Regions from separate parts of the Homo sapiens genome. Here region 1 is linked to region 2. Evidence: chromatin contacts called from ENCODE Hi-C data. All regions are on one chromosome and are shown on one strand. Each heading gives the region's core, a stretch centred on a gene start or an enhancer-like site at or near the end of the contact. The rest is flanking DNA. Distances are from core to core; before and after follow the strand shown. Region 1 overlaps RARB (retinoic acid receptor beta). Region 2 has its middle 54 kb from the start of NR1D2.

Region 1 (3,856 bases), core at 1,355-3,854, 1.6 Mb after region 2:
TTATCTAACCTTAGAGAGGTGTCTAGGTTTGACTATTGGCGTGGAGAGAAAATGAGGCAGCTGTGGAGCAATGGTTAAAACCATGGGTTCTAGAAAAAGCTGAAATCAAATCATTCTACTAGCTTATGTGACCTAGCATAAGCTATTCAGATTTGTTTCCCCAGCTAATAGTAACAATTCATGGGTTGATAGGAGAAATAATATACTAGTGTTTAGTATGGTACCTGGTAGGTGATCAATAAAACATTAGCTATTACTGTATGTTAGGGATGAAGAGGGCTTACTCATTCAGTTTTCCTCTCGGAGTTTTAACCAATAAGACACTGAAGTCAGACTTTTAAAAATATATACAACAGAGGCGCTGCTGCACCCTCACTCTATAGGATGTCCTGGTGCCTTCCTCCTTATCCACGCTGGAGTCCTTTGTGTAGGGAGAAGGCTGGCTCCTAGGTCACTGCCTTCTTGGAGATTTAGAGAACCCAAAAGCATGTGACCATTGCAGTACAACTGTCCCATCATGGTTCATGTGGTCCAGTGGGTTTGAGGCTCTTGTGGATCCACCACCAGTCAGATAGGACTGTCTTCCCCATGGGAAGTGTCCTGGTCCCAAACCCCCAGTGTTTCCCTGACAAGATGAGAGATTTGACAGAAGTTTTTCTTTTAGGAGACCTGATGGGAATATGGGCAGGATGGAGAGGGCTTTACTACTCCTCCTAGGTAGAGGTCCTGTGTCTTCCTCAGAGGCCACTCCTCTCTGCACATGGCTGTGTAACAGGAATAATGCAGGCCTTTCTGATCACATCTGCCCTCCTGTAGGTTGACACTGAGGTGGACATTCACAGGACTATACCCAGTCAAATTGAATGCCATTATCTGGGAAAAACTTTCAACTTCTTCAACCTCCTGAGTTATTCACTTTTGTCCAGGTGGGATTTACTTCTCTCTGTGCTTCAAGCAGCTCTGAAACTTTTTCAGAGAGAAAAGTCAAGTATGGAAACCTGGTCAGCAGAGACCCTTTATTGTCGGTGCAGAAATGTGGTTCTGGGTGGGGAAGTGCTCTGCAATGCACGGAGCTCCTTACCAGCATTTAGGCTTAATAGGGCAGTGGAAACATGAACCAGGATTGAGTATCTACAGAAGCAAGGCATTTTTAGTTTGTTTTGCTCTGAGTGAGGCCTAGAGGCACAGGGCAGTGAGCAAGAGTCTCCTTAGTAGCTAGCGCCCCAGGGGGCCAACAGGGTTATGTGTCAAGCATACACTGGGTGGGACTGGGAGACTCTGGCAGAGTGACTCAGGCTTTTTGCCTGTAGAAATCCTGCCTACACTTTAGGGTTCGGTTGAAATGCTACCTCTTTATGGATCTGCCCTTGATTTCCTCCTGGCTATTTCTGAGCTTTCCTTTTTCTGAACTCCCTAGTACCTTGCTGGTTTCACTCATGTCCCTTGTATTACAGCTGCCTGTGTAACCGTGTGATCAGAGGCATCATGGGAGAGAGAGCCTAACTTGGGTTTGAGTCAGATTCAGTTACATGTTAACTATGTGACATTGGGCACATCACCTAACCTTTCTGAGCCTTAAGTCCTTCATTTGTAAAATAAGAATAATATTCACTTTACCAAGCTGTTTGAAAGATTGAATGTAGGGTATGTACAAAACTTGATATATACTATGCATTTAATAAATTGTCATTTATTGCAGACTGTAAGCTCTTAAAAAATAGAATCTTATTCATCTTTTTTTTTTTTTATCTCCAGCACCTGGCACAGTGCCTGGGACATAATTAGGCACTCAGTAAATGTTTATTTGAGTCAAGTAATGAATTACTTTTAAAAAGATATTTCTCAAAATTTCTTATGTCCTGTTTAGTGTTTCCTAAAAAACTTTAGCCCCTGGGTTTTGACTTCTGTAGTCTCTTAATGAAAGAGCTAAAGAAGACATTCAACATGTGAAAGGGGGACAGACTGCCCCAAGAGCTCCTTGGAAATCTTCATGTTATTTCCTGCTTACATCTGATTGATGATTTCAGGACAGGATGGCTTAGAACATCCATCAATTTTTTTTTCCTTCCAGATTCTTAGAATTTGCACCAGGTATACCCCAGAACAAGACACCATGACTTTCTCAGACGGCCTTACCCTAAATCGAACTCAGATGCACAATGCTGGATTTGGTCCTCTGACTGACCTTGTGTTCACCTTTGCCAACCAGCTCCTGCCTTTGGAAATGGATGACACAGAAACAGGCCTTCTCAGTGCCATCTGCTTAATCTGTGGAGGTACCAACTATGTAGAAAAGCCTCATGAAATTCCATGAAGAACAGTTTATACTTGTAATTTGTGAAAAATTCCTCATTTCCCTTTTGGAGTTGTTTTACATGGGAAAACATGTGAATAAAGCCAGGCATACATGCCTGGTTTCATTGTATTTTTCCATGTTGTTACAAATTAACTAATGGTATTTGGGATCCTTCTGCTCAGAAAGAAATCCCAAAAAGCTATTACTCCAATTGCCACAGATTTTTTTTCTTAAAGGCAGGATCACACTATTATAAAATGAATTGTCTGGGGACATTTGAATGATGACAAGGGACTTGTATGTGCTGTTTGTTATCTAGTGGGTAGGCATACAAGTATTTGGCTGGGCCCTCCCACCAACCCTTGCAGGACTGGGATAAAATTTAGCTTTCTTCTTTGTAGTGACCCCTACTGGCCTATAGGAGGCTGAATCGTAAGTGGTTAAAAAGTAATGGTTTTAATTAAGGAGCAGATTTATTTTATGCTAAAATAACCATCCTGCTCAAGATTTGTTTTAATTCAGTTTGGTAGTGACACCTTCTGGTCAAAGGAGGTAATTCTTTCCCTGGGACAAAAGCAACCAGGCATCAAAATGTTTATACTACCAAGGGGGGGCAGTTTTTTTTTGTTTTTCAAGTATCACTGCTTAAAGCAACTGCATAAGTCTGCAAATTTGTGTATGTAATTGAATTACCAAATTAATGAACTCATAACAGTAGGAATAAGGAAACAAGGAAGAGGGGAAAAGGGCATAAATCCTGATTTTGTTTAATACTTTATTCCTGGTATCCAGACCGCCAGGACCTTGAGGAACCGACAAAAGTAGATAAGCTACAAGAACCATTGCTGGAAGCACTAAAAATTTATATCAGAAAAAGACGACCCAGCAAGCCTCACATGTTTCCAAAGATCTTAATGAAAATCACAGATCTCCGTAGCATCAGTGCTAAAGGTATGTCTTCGTGCTCTCAGTACTGTAGTCACACAGTGGACTTGAGGGCCTTACCAGGTTGTGTTGCTTTATTCAATTCAGGATGTTTAATGGCTGCTTTTAAAGTCTTGGAACTCATTTCTCATTGAAATCAAAAGGAAATACTATCCCTCCCCCCTCTAAAAAAAAAAAAAAAACACCTCAAATCTTACCCTATTCAATTATCTTAACGATTGAGAGCTTTAAAATTCATGACTGATTAGAAAAACATTGTTTTCAAGAGAATGTACTAAAACAGGCTAATTCTCTAGGTTCATACATTTAATTCCAGCTTTCTACACATCTCTGGTTTATGTTACCTTGACTCCAGTTTTTCTTGAATATCTAAACCTTTGTTAAGTTTCTCTCAATCACTTTAGCCATTGCTCTTTTGTATATAGGCAGATTTTCTTCTGCACACTTCTAAGCAAAGGAATTCTTGCCTAAGAGGTATATTCTTTGCCTAGTGATTTTCTGTTTATGTAGCAACTCAAGCAATTAATAGAGGTGCCTAGATCCATATCACAGTTGAGTGTTTAACAGTAAGGTTTTTCTATGTAGAGAGACAACTCAGCAGCTATCCCTGGTACC
Region 2 (3,862 bases), core at 742-3,241:
GATCACTCACTCTTTCCCATGCTAGCTCATTCTCATGGCAGCTCAGGGTTCCATGCATGAGAACAGACGCATGCAAGGTTTTTTGAGGTATAGGCCCAAGAAAATCTCAAGGCCAGTCCAGATTCAAGAAGGGGAGAAAAACACTTTACTCCTTGATGGAAGGAGTTACAGTGTCACATTACTAGGGTGTAGGTACAAGGAGGGAAAGAATTGGCGGCCATTTCTTTCATCTACTACACCTGGGTTTGTAATTTTTGTCAGTGCATGATTTCTCACCTTGTGTAAGGACCACTGACAGGAAAATGTCTCAAGCTACTGTTGAAAATGTAAGTTTCCGGGCTGGATGCGCTGGCTCAGGCCTGTAATCCCAGAACTTTAGGAGGCCGAGGTGGGCAGATAACCTGAGGTTAGGAGTTCGAGACCAGCCTGGACAACATGGTGAAACCCTTCTCTACTAAAAATACAAGAAAATTACCCAAGCATGGTGGCGGGCACCTGTAGTCCCAGCTACTTGGGAGGCTGAGGAAGGAGAATGTTGTGAACCCAGGATGTGGAGCTTGCAATGAGCCGAGATCGCGTCACTGCACTCCAGCCTGTGCAACAGAGTGAGACTGTGTCTCAAAAAAACAAACAAACAAAAAAACCAACCAAACAAACAAAAACAAAAAACAAAAACAAAAAAAAAATAAAATGTAAGCTTCTGAAAAACCAGGTGCAAAGAATGTGTCAGAGTAACAGAGAAGCCCTGGAAATGAGGGTTTTGCGTTCAGCTGGGACGTCAAGTTACAGCTGATGAGCTTTTTCCAAAAATTGTCGGGCAGGTTTTAAGGATTAGAGAAAATGTTTGTTGAATAGCTAGAACAGTTCTTAGCACATAATGGGCGCTAGAGATGATGACTATTAAATATTTAGAATTATTTAATCAGTATTCTTCAAATGTATTTTGAATACCTACAGTGAAATATATCTTTTTTGTTGTTGTTGTTTTGTTTTGTTTTAAAGACTGAGTCTCTCTCTGTAGCCCAGGCTGGGGTTCTATGGTGCAATCTTGGCTCACTGCAACCTCTGCCTCCCAGGTTCAAGCGATTCTCCTGCTTCAGCCTCCTGAGTAGCTGGGATTACAGGCGCCTGCAAGAACGCCCGGCTAATTTTTGTATTTTTAGTAGAGATGGGATTTCACCATATTGGCCAGGCTGGTTTCAAACTCCTGACCTCAAGTGATCTGCCCGCCTTGGCCTCCCAAAGTACTGAGATTACAGGTGTCAGCCACCACACTCGGCCAATATATAGGTTTTTTAAAAAAACGTGTATGTTTTTTTCCCCCTCAAGGAGCCCTACGGTTTTTTAGGGAGAAAGAGAAGTAGACAACTGAAATACAGTTTGATAAATGTTTTCACATGATATTAATAAACTGCTATCTACAAGTTTTTATTGAGCACCTATTCTATGGAGGACATTTTGCTGAGTTTTTAGTAGATGGTGCTAAAGTATGCAGGTTTTTTTTTTTTTTTTTGAGATGGAGTCTCGCTCTGTCACCCAGGCTGGAGTGCAGTGGCCTGATCTCCACTCACTGCAAAATCTGCCTCCCGGGTTCACGCCATTCTCCTGCCTCAGCCTCCCGAGTAGCTGGGACTACAGGCGCCCGCCACCACGCCCGGCTAATATTTTTGTATTTTTAGTAGAGACGGGGTTTCACCGTGTTAGCCAGGATGGTCTCGATCTCCTGACCTCATGATCCGCCCGCCTCGGCCTCCCAAAGTGCTGGGATTATAGGCGTGAGCCACCGCGCCCAGCCTAAAATAAGCAGTTTTAAAAATACTTTGGGTTCTTATAAATAATGTACAATGACTTCAGCAGCATTGTTGGGGAAGGAACAATATCCAGAATGTTACACCAGTCAGTCATTTCTGAAGAATCTGTTGATGATAAAATGGCCCATTATTTTTTCTGCTGCTAAACCAAAGGCACTATGACCTGCTAATTCTCATTTACTCAGCAGGCGGCGCTCCAGCACCAGGGATTGCATTGAAAGTGACAATTTAGTGAAACAAGGAGGTTTTTGGTTAATGTTTGTTTTTCAGGCTAAAAAGGAAAGCCGTTAGGAAAAATAAACAGTTTATCAGGCATTGCGACAAAGACACTTGAGGGGAAAGACAAGCTGTCACTTCAAGGACAGGAAGAAAAATCCCTGCATCTGTAGAATCATCAGATGCATGACTGTCTTGTTAAAAAAATGATGAAATGAGGAAGGAAGGAAAAGCATCTGAGATAAAAGAGAAGATTAAAAAAATGGAAAACAATTGAAATCATCTGCAAGCAAGGATGGAGGAGTACCGCCCTGGGAGAGGGATGTGGAGGAGTGTTGCAGCAATTGGAAAAAATGAAAACAACTGGAATATAATTGGGACTCATTCTAAGTATTCAGATGTACCATTTTCTTTAGATGCCAAATCTGCATAATTGGTTTCAGCTGCCCAACCCACACCCAGTTCTTGTTTTGTAACTTTCAATAGTTTGAGGTCTTCAGCACGTAAACGTTTGCACCTAATGACAAGTGCCTGGTTTCTAAATCAAAATTGCCTTATAGTTTCCAAAAATTTCAGGTCAGGAATACAGGACAGCTGAATTAGTAATTAAACTTTAGTTAAAGGGATTGGAATAGAAACAGCTAAATTAAAAGAAAAAAGTATTTATTGTGAAAATGGTTGGATTTTTGAAGGGTCACTTGTGCTAACCTGCTATTGGGATTAGGGATAATGCTTCCAATTTAGGCTTCACTCTCTCTACTTGGCCATTAAAATAGTTTTCTCAAGAAGAACTTCTCTACATTTATCTTTCTGTATCACATAAATAGCTTAGCTAGTCTTTTTTCTGTAACGTTTTTAATGTAACACCATTTTACTTGGTTTACTCTTTCCTGGAGAGAGATTTAATCAGAATAAGTTAATCTGAAGGCACTCTATAAAACAAAAGAGAATGAGCAATTGTTAGATTGATTGTTTAGACCTAGCCACAGTCTATGTAATATATGAATTAAATTGATGCAATGAAAGAACTATCATACAAGTGGTTCGGAAACATTGGTGTGTATCAATGGTGCCAAACTTTCTTAAAACATAGATTGCTGGGTCCCACTCTCAGAATTTCTGGTTTAGTGGGTCTGGGGTGAGGTAATAAAATGTACATTTTTAACAAATTCTGGGTGATGCTAATGCTCTTGGTCCAGGGATCTGATTTTGAGAACCACTGACATACTTTTGCAGAAAAAGTTTTCTATTTGATTTGGTTATGGTTATGGCTTTGGTTTTCATCCTCCTGCAGTTATATATGGTCAGAATCAGATATTTAATGAATGGAGGAGGAGGAAGAGGAGGACCAAGTGGGCAGATATTTGTTGAACACCTGGTATATACTTGCTTCTATGGCTCTTTACATTCTTAATCTTCTCACTTAATCTTCCCCATGACTGTACAAAGTATGATTTGTTCTCCCACTCAACAGATGTAGAAACTGAGTCTTGAAGAGGTTGGGAACTTTTGAAAGGCAAACAGCTAGCTAATGGCTAAGCTGAAAATTAAACCCAAGTATGTTGACTGCAAAGGTGGCACTACACAAGAGGACTTCAAAATGTTCACCACAGTTTGATTCATTGAATTTCACAGATTTCAGTTCAAATTGACTTTACTTGACTGACACAAGCAAGTTCCTTAATTTGTTGTCCAGTTTCCATTTCTAAAGAGATATGTACCTGTCTTTCAGAACTGGTCTAAGGATTAAGTAATGAATTTGAGGGTGCTTGGGTATAGTTGCTGGTGCATAGTGAGTGCTCGTTAAAGCTCAGCTCCCTTTCCTTTCTTTAGAA

The links. A loop is a pair of places that touch in the nucleus more often than their neighbours do. Pooled maps may share reads with other maps.
Region 1: a map of B cell shows a loop between it and region 2 (33-fold over the local background). The contact joins two enhancer-like sites. A Hi-C loop is called at or near these places in 10 of 168 maps with a recorded cell type or tissue (B cell, CD4-positive, alpha-beta T cell, CD4-positive, alpha-beta memory T cell and 6 more), 1 of 37 single-sample maps with no recorded cell type and 16 of 50 pooled maps.

The regions. Positions count from the first base shown.
Region 1 is chr3:25,591,432-25,595,287 of GRCh38, forward strand. RARB (retinoic acid receptor beta) reads left to right here. Exons shown (of 8, transcript NM_000965.5): 6 at 2,072-2,276; 7 at 3,089-3,247. Among named protein-coding and RNA genes, the nearest start is that of TOP2B, 72 kb to the right of the region's middle. Within about 2 kb of position 2,605, at least 3 of the 41 ENCODE cell types and tissues checked have a DNase peak (open chromatin) inside an H3K27ac peak, as active enhancers do.
Region 2 is chr3:23,997,125-24,000,986 of GRCh38, forward strand. No RefSeq gene overlaps it. Among named protein-coding and RNA genes, the nearest start is that of NR1D2, 54 kb to the left of the region's middle. Within about 2 kb of position 1,992, at least 3 of the 41 ENCODE cell types and tissues checked have a DNase peak (open chromatin) inside an H3K27ac peak, as active enhancers do.